Linked DNA regions of Mus musculus: region 1 is linked to region 2. Evidence: chromatin contacts called from ENCODE Hi-C data. All regions are on one chromosome and are shown on one strand. Each heading gives the region's core, a stretch centred on a gene start or an enhancer-like site at or near the end of the contact. The rest is flanking DNA. Distances are from core to core; before and after follow the strand shown.

Region 1 (4,409 bases), core at 49-2,548, 9.6 Mb after region 2:
AGACGATTCAGTGGGTAGAGGCGCTTGCTACCAAGCATGACACTCTGAGTTTAATCACTGGGAGATATAGGTGGAACAAGAGTACTGACTCCTACAAGTTGTCCTCTGACATCGACAAGTGCATGGCTCCCAAAAAATAAATATAATATCATGTTTTAAAAAGACATCAAGATGTATTTCTTGTAATGTGTTATCTGAAACAGCTAGGTATCATTTAGAGATGCAATGTGAGGAAATCTGGACAGAATTTCAAGACAGGTGTAAAGCATTTGTTGGTTCAGATCTTGTAGAGAGGATTCAGAAGTTTCTAATCTCTATTTCCCTAAATAAAATTCAGTCACACCTGTCCACTGCCCCATCACAGGACCTTTTATTCCTGAACAGGGTTCAGGTTTCCTGTAGACACATGGTTCTCAACCTGTGAGTTTAAACCTACTTGGGAGTAGAATGATGTTTTCACAGGGGTTGCCCAAGACACCTGGAAGACACAGATATTTACAGTACCAAAATTACAGTTATGATGTAGCAATGAAAAAAATTTTATGGGCAGAGGCATCACTATAACATGAAGAACTATTAAATGGTGACAGCATTAGTAAGGCTGAGTAACACCGCAGTGGGGCAACATAGGAAAGTGATTAAAATTTGTGTTGACCAGGCAGCTGTCTTCTCAACTCTAGCCTCTTCTCTGATACCCTCAAGTACTTTGGAAATTAGGTATAGTAATATTCCTGTTGACATAGGTCAGTCAGATAGTGTGGTGACTTGGTGAGAAAAGCCTTACACACATCAGCTCTCACCTGATGTTAGAGATGCAGGAGGAACTCGGAGAGCTGTTAGACACCCAAAGACATCAGCTTCTGTGCTTTTTAAATGTAACCAGTCATTCAAGAGCCACTATTTACTTCCTCACAGACAAATCTCAGATCCTGCTGTTAAAATCTATACCGATAAAATGTTTTCCATTGGGAAAAAAACACAAAATAAAGGAAATATTTTGATTATATGTTGAATGGATCCCATAACCTGTCTCTCTCATTGGGGGCAAAAAGCTGTTCAGATAGGTACTGGGCTTAAACTGTCACTATCTTATATTATAATAATATAATTATTGTAATAATTAATATAATGCAATTAATATAATTGCATTACCAGCATCGCAAGAGTTTCCAGGATACAACTCAATGGTGATCACTTATACCTGAAACCTAATAGCACAGGTGAAATATTTTTGACAAAGCCTGCAGCCAATGATAGAGCCATAGCAGCCAATGAAAGGGCGAGGTATACAGCCAATCAAGAAGCTAGCATGACTTCTTAGTCAGTCTTAGTTTTTCACAGTGGCCCTTCAATAAGTACTAGCCCATGGGACCAGGTCTGGAATGGGTAAGGAACTCATTTTCTCTACTGAAATATCTTTTATCTCTGTCTGTTTCCTCCATTCAATGCTTTACTGATAGTCTACAGAATCATGATTAAACCTTTAGCCCTCATTCATTATTTACTATGATTTTATATAAGTCCATACAATTAACTTTACCATCACTGTATCATTTCTCAATTGTTCTCTTACTTGTTTAGAGGAATGAACAGAAGAGGGGGATCCAGAGATGACATCTTTCTTTTTATTGTTGCAAGGAAGAATTGTAATGAAAAGTATGCCAATTTGTAGAGACTGTGTACCTGAGATTTCTTCCCTTTAAAAGTCTATATTTCCCTTAGGCTGATGAGATGGCTCAGCTAGGAAAGGTGTTTGCTACCAAGGCAGCTATTTGAGTTGCATCTGTGGCACCTACTTGATAGAAGGAGGAACAACATCCCCAGAAGTTTTTCTGGCCTTCACATGTGCACTGTAGCACATGCATGCCCCCCACTCCCCCCCCAAAATGTAATAGGATGGGCATAGTGACACACAACTATAGCCTCAGTACTCAAGAGGCAGATGCAGACATACCTCTGTGAGTTTTAGGCTATTTTGGTCTACATAGGGAGTTTCAAGCCAGCTAGGGTTACACAGTGAAAACTGTCTCAAAATAAATTAAGTAAAAAAGAAAATTAAACTTCTTTATTTCCTACTCTAAATTGGATGAAAGAAAAGAATCCATCTAAAAGGAGTCAAGGCTCATTTTTTTAATTAGGGCTAAAAACAGTTTAATTGGTGCTGGCCAGGTCTGGCATGCATGGAGCTGGGGATTCCTTCCTCAGAATTGTATCATATCAGTAACAGAGCTCTGGTCACGTCAAATGTGACTGGCATGGCTCTGGCAGGGCTTGCCCTTCTCCCTCATTTCTTCTGCCTTGTTAAATGCCACTAGATTATACCCCTAAAGCTAGTTCCCAAAAGTCTATCCCCTTATTTGGCCAATCCCTCCTCTTGAAGCTAACTACCAATGACCAGGTATAAAAGTATTGGAAGTCCAGCAATCAAAAGCCTCCTTTGGCTTATCTAACTAACATTCCCAGTTAAAATAAAATACATCTTCCTAACACTGGCTTTCCCCTTGTACCTTTATAAGCCACTATTGGCCTATGTGCCATGTCTGTCTCTTCTCTATCTTGAGACAGTTTGTTGCCCACCCCACCCATGAACAAAATACTCCTTACCACTTTCCTCTTTTCTCAGTCTCCTTCCTCTCTTCTTCTCCCTCATTCTCTATCTCCTGTGTTTGTTTCTTTTTCCTGCCCTCTGTCATTCTCTGAAGCCAAGAAATCTCCTTTGTGCTGAGAACTTGGTCTGAAAACATGGTCAGGGGGCTCTGAGCTGATACTTTGTCTTTTATTTTTTACACTCCATATTTTATTCACCCCACCATTCACCCTCTGACTGTTCCACATCCCATACTTTCTCCTCACCCCCACCCCCACCCCCACCCTACCTGACCTTCTTAATTTCCTGGGGCCTCTAGTTTCTTAAGAGTTAGGTACATCATCTCTAAATGAACACATACCCTGGAGTCCTCTACTGTATGTGTGTTGGGGGCTTCATATCAGCTGGTGAATGCTGACTGTTTGGTGGTCCCGTGTTTGCAAGATTTCAGGGATTGAGACTAATTGAGACTGATGCTCCTTCTATAGAATCACTCTTCTCCTCAACTTCTTTCAGCCTTCCCTAATTCAACAACAGGGGTCAGCTGCTTCCATCTATTGGTTGGGTGAAAATATTTGCATCTGACTCTTTCAGCTGCTTGTTGGGTCGTTTGGAGGGCAGTCATGACAGGTCCCTTTTTGTGAGCACTTCATAGCCTCAGTAACAGTGTCAGGCCTTGGGATTTCCCCTTGAGCTGGATCCCACTTTGGGCTTGTCACTAGACCTTTTTTCCTCAAGCTCCTCTCCATTTCCATACCTGTAATTCTTTCAGACAGGAACAATTATGGGTCAGAGAGGTGACTGTGGGATGACAACCCCATCCCTCACTTGATGTCCTGTCTTCCTGCTGGAGGTGGGTTCTATAAGTCATTTCTCCATACTGTAGGGCATTTATAAGGTCCTGATAATCTCTTACCTTCCAGGTCTCTGGTGCATTCTGGAGGGTCCCCCCAACCTCCTATCTCCTGAGATTGCTTGTTTCCATTCTTTCTGCTGGCCCTCAGGGCTTCATTTTCCCTCACTCAATACCAGATCAGGTTACCCTGTCCCACTTCACTCCCCTCCCCTGTCCACTTTCCCTCTCAGGTCCCTCCCTCCCTCCCTCCCTCCCTCCACACTTGTGATTGATTTTTCTTTTAATCAGCAATGTTAGATCACAATTGTGATCCCAACACTTGGGAGGTGGATACTGGAGGATAAGATGTAGTGGCATTTTTGTGAATTCTAGAATTCTGGGTTTCTTTTAAAAAAAACACACAGAAATATTATAAGACTGTGATTTCACTTTATTCTCATTTGTAGGTATGTAGAACTACTTTTAGCTGTCTGCAAGAGCTGACCATGATTTGCCTCATGCTCTAGCAGAAGCATGGTTTTGCCAGCTGCAGATGATTTCTGCAATTGTGTGAAATTTGGAATTCAGCAAGTTTCAAAGAGTATATAAATGGTAGGGCCCCAAAGGGAGGTTGTTGGTCATTTAGGGAGACTGGTTATGGTTTGTTAGTAGCCATGGTCAAAAGAGAAACAAAAGGAAAGAAATTAGATTCAGGAATCTCTGTCCACTTGTTTATCCTTGTTTCTCTCCTATCTAGTGTCCTGGGATGTGAAAACAGGGGGTATAGGGTTGTTAAATAGAAGAACCCATGATATAGCAAAGATCAACTACAATCAGAAGTTCAGGGATGTTTTCAGATTCACAGCGAGTCTGAGGTCTGCCTGGGTTCAATAAGACTATGCCTTTTTGTTTTTTTAGATATTTTCTTCATTTAGATTTCAAATGCTATCCCAAAAGTCCCCTATACCCTCTCCCCACCCTGCTCCC
Region 2 (4,055 bases), core at 54-2,553:
CACCATTCCACACCACAAAAAGTCCCCTGGAAAAGCTTCCCTTCTTCACTAGTGCTGTGTTCACGGACCCGTTTCCTGGGCAAGTCACCCAGGCAACATGACCCAACTTACTCTTCTCCCAAGGCTAGTGGCTTTGTTATTATAGAAAGGGTCATCTATTTTACTAAGTCACGAAGGAAAAGAGCCGCCATTCATTAAAACAAACAAACAAACAAACCCCTAAGGATTTGTTTCCATCTTTTTTTTTTTTTTTGAGATTGTTGTTGATAGGAGAATGAATCTGAAGGTGAAAGATGATTTGAATAATGCCACCCTGCTACTACCTCACATACCATGGAGTGACCACACACCCTCCCAGGAGTTGTGAAGTCAAGAAGGAGGTTCAGGGCTCCCAGAGGTCCCCATGGTTTAGCCACATCCATCCTGCAGCAGATGGCCTTGAAGAGCACACAGAACTGCAAGATCCCACTTATCTAGGGAGATGACTTCCTGCACTGCCCTTCCTCCTGGCTGCACTTGACCTTGCCCATAGATACATCCTCCAAGCCACGGGGTCCCTGTGAGGCATCTCTCCTCCCCATCGCTCCCAATCCACCTTTTCCATGTTAGAGAATACAGACAAAGGGACGTGAGGACCATGGAACTCTAGCTGTACAGACGATACACATTTGCTTTGTATAAGGAATTCCACAGTATAGTCTATCTGGGAAATAAATACTGGATTGAGAAATAAATTACTTTCTTTACTAGAGCTTTTAATTTTTTTAAAAATTTTCATCTATGTGTGTGTTTCTTTTATGTGAGTGTAGTGCCTGTCAAAGCCAGAAGGGGATATTGGATCCCCACCACCACAACAACACATTATAAAACAACAACAACAACAACAATTAATTATAAAAGTTTCCAGACATGGAGGCACAAGACTTTAATTCTAGCACTCAGGAAGTAGAGACAGGTAGGTTTCTGTGAGCTCCAAGCCAGGCAGGGCTACACAGGACCCTGCCTTGTGGGTGAGGGTGGGATATATATATATATATATATATATATATATATATATATATATGTTTATGTGTGTGTGTGTGTGTGTGTGTGTGTGTGTGTGTGTGTGTGTATTTAAAGAGAAAAAGTAGTCCGTGGTGGAGAAACGGCTCTGGAGGGATGCACAATGTGAACTTTTTGCCCAATGAACACCTAAGCAGTCACAGCAGTCGCATCTTTTGTCTGTCTTCCATGTTAAGTTTGATTGCAGAGCCCACACACAGCAGGCTAGGATGATGCTTAGCAACCAATGGACTGTTGCCATGGAGACCGCCGGGGATGCGGATCTGAGGACCTTGTGCAGGAAGCAAGTGCGCATGAGTGATCTTCAACGCCAGCTGGCCAGCTCGGTATAGATCAAGGCTGTGTGACCTGTGCTGACTGGAGCTGAAGCATAGGGACGGAGTCCTGGCCTCTTTGGGGCCAGAGCCTGCGCTTGGGAAAGCAGCTGTGCTCCAGGCTCCTAGCTTTGACCTGGGTGAGTTGTCAGAAGCGGGGGAGGCCAGAATATCCCTGTGAACCTGTGGAGCGCCAGGCTCCAGGAACCATATTCAGGACACGTGAGCACCAGGGGCCCAGGCTGGGAAGGAGGATCCTGGGAGCGGGGGTGGGGGGTAGCGGGGAGGAGAGGCGCTATGGACGAGGCGTTGTGTAAGGCCAAAGCTGTGGAGGAGTCAGGGGAGACCTATATTCCTGTCCATCTTCCAGGGGATTTGACCTCACTGCCTTGTTACTTTGCAGGATTCATATTTGGGGAGCCTTACTTTACCTCCACCCCCTTTCTTTCACGAACAGGTAGAGCAGAAAGATGTCGGAGCCCGTGGCCATGACCCTGCTGGAAGATTGGTGCAGGGGCATGGGAATGGACATCCACAGATCCCTGTTGGTCACTGGGATCCCTGAGTACTGTAGCCACGCAGAAATTGAGGAGACCTTGAATGGGGTCCTCTTGCCACTGGGCACATACCGTGTGCTCAACAAAATTTTTTTGAGGCAAGAGAACGTGAAGGCTGCTCTAGTTGAGGTTAGCGAGGGTGTGAATCTGAGCTCTATACCCCGGGAGTTCCCAGGGAGGGGCGGTGTCTGGAGAGTGGTCTGCAGGGATCCCACCCAGGACGACGACTTTTTAAAAAATCTGAACGAATTCTTGGATGGCGAAGGACGCACTTGGGAGGATATGGTGCGCCTCTTGAAGCTTAACCCTAACCCACCGCTACCGAATTCAAACCAGCCTCCACCGAACTGGGCAGAAGCCCTGGGGTTGCTCCTGGGTGCAGTAGTACAGGTCATATTCTACATGGATGCTGCAATCCGTAGTCGGGATGAAGAAGCAAGGGCTGAGGAGGCTGCTGAGGCTGAGTTGATGGAGGCTTGGGCTTCCACAGCGAGGAAGAGAGTAAAGAAGGAACCCGGGCTGGGCGTCGAAGTGGGCTCAGCTTTCAAGATGGAGGACCGAAACTATTGGAAGAACACAGAGGACCATGGTGACCCTCCAAAACCTCTAGTTCGCAGGCCTGGAGGTAAGATTCGCTCCAGGAGGAGGAAGCAGAAAAAAAATCTTAAGCAAGAGCCAATATGCTGGAGGAAATCCCAGGGCAGCAATTACAACAGCAATTACAATAAGGTTAATTTGGAAGCTGGTGAAGCTGCCCAGAGCTCAGAGATCCCAGAGTCTGTCAAGAGCAACAAAAAACCCTTTGTGAAGCAGGAAGAGACAGTATGGAAGAAGAAAAGAGTCTGGAGGGATCCCAGCGATCTTCCTCGGTCTGCGCTGCCTGCAGCTGACAGCCCCGGGAACCTAGAGGATTCAGATCAAGATGGTGGACCGGAGAACCCCGCAAAGAAGAAAGCCATGACCTGGGCCTCTAACAAGATCCCTGTCCCCACGAGGAAGAAGAAGAAGATGGTGAGCTTGGGCACTCTCTCCTATGTCCTGCTTGATGCTGAAGCCACCAAGAACAAAACAGCGATTCTGAAGAAAGGGCTTGGTGCTAGAAGGGCTGTGTCGGTACCTCATGATGCACCTGCTTCAACATCCAGGCCTCAGAAGACCAAGCTGGGAGCCTTCCCTCGAGTCTCCAAAGGTGAATGCACATAGAGATGACTTGGTTAGTTAAGGTGGGGTTCAGTGGGGTACAGAGGGGGCCACAACAGGGTAACCAGGAGGACCTCAGGATATTGGGGGAGGAAAAAACAAGCTACCCTCCCAGGTGAGGATTATCAAGCAAGAGGCTGGGCCTCCCTCCTAGAGCCCTTACTAGGCATCATTGGGGTCAAGGTTGACCCATGACCATCTGATCCATTTCCCTCCATAAAAATGTAGCAGTTTTGGCGCAGGACATCGTGTCACATGCTTGTAACCCCAGCACTTGGGAGGCAAAGCAGAGGGTTGAGAGTTTAAGGTCAGCTGGGCTATATAAAAATTTATGATTTGAGATTCTGTAGTCTGTTGAGGTGTAGGGATCAAAGGCTAACGTTTCTAGGGCCTGGCTGGGTAGGGGTGGAGGTGGGGGTGGCCACGGTCCTGGTCTCAGGAGATTCCCAGGCAGTAAATATCTAATTATGGTTCTTCCTGCTTCCCTTGGTGTGTTCTGATCTATCCATAGATTCCAGGAAGCTATGATTTGGGGAACCCTGTACCCACGGAGGTGAGAGAGCATCAAGGAAGAAGACTCAAGTTGGAAGAGAACTTTTTCTTTGTGGTTGAATAAAACCTGACTGTGAACCGTTGGGGGCCCAGTGTGCCTGTGTGGGTCAGACTCACACAGGCAATGGATGTAAGGCCTTAGGTTGGGGGATACTGTCAGGGGGAGATTCCCTCTGTGTCTTTTCCTGAGTTGGAGCCACTTTTCATTTCTGCACAGCCTCAAAGGTGGACAAGGTAATAAATAGCTTTGGAAAATTCTAGAACGTTCTTTCCCTTTGCCCACAAAGGGGCTCACGGTATTGCGCACCCACATTCAGCCTTTATTCTCTTCTACCCCTGCTTTTTCTTCTGGAGGCATAGCTTGCCTGCT

The links. A loop is a pair of places that touch in the nucleus more often than their neighbours do.
Region 1: a map of regulatory T cell shows a loop between it and region 2 (118-fold over the local background). The contact joins the promoter of Nlrp9a here to the promoter of Pnmal1 in region 2. A Hi-C loop is called at or near these places in 2 of 37 maps with a recorded cell type or tissue (T-helper 17 cell and regulatory T cell).

Annotation. Positions count from the first base shown.
Region 1 is chr7:26,533,725-26,538,133 of GRCm38, forward strand. Nlrp9a (NLR family, pyrin domain containing 9A) reads left to right here and starts at 1,299. Exons shown (of 10, transcript NM_001048219.2): 1 at 1,299-1,386.
Region 2 is chr7:16,958,376-16,962,430 of GRCm38, forward strand. It overlaps Pnmal1 (PNMA-like 1), which reads left to right and starts at 1,304. Exons shown (of 3, transcript NM_001007569.2): 1 at 1,304-1,516; 2 at 1,834-3,122; 3 at 3,645-4,055. The coding sequence starts at 1,847. The coding sequence ends at 3,661.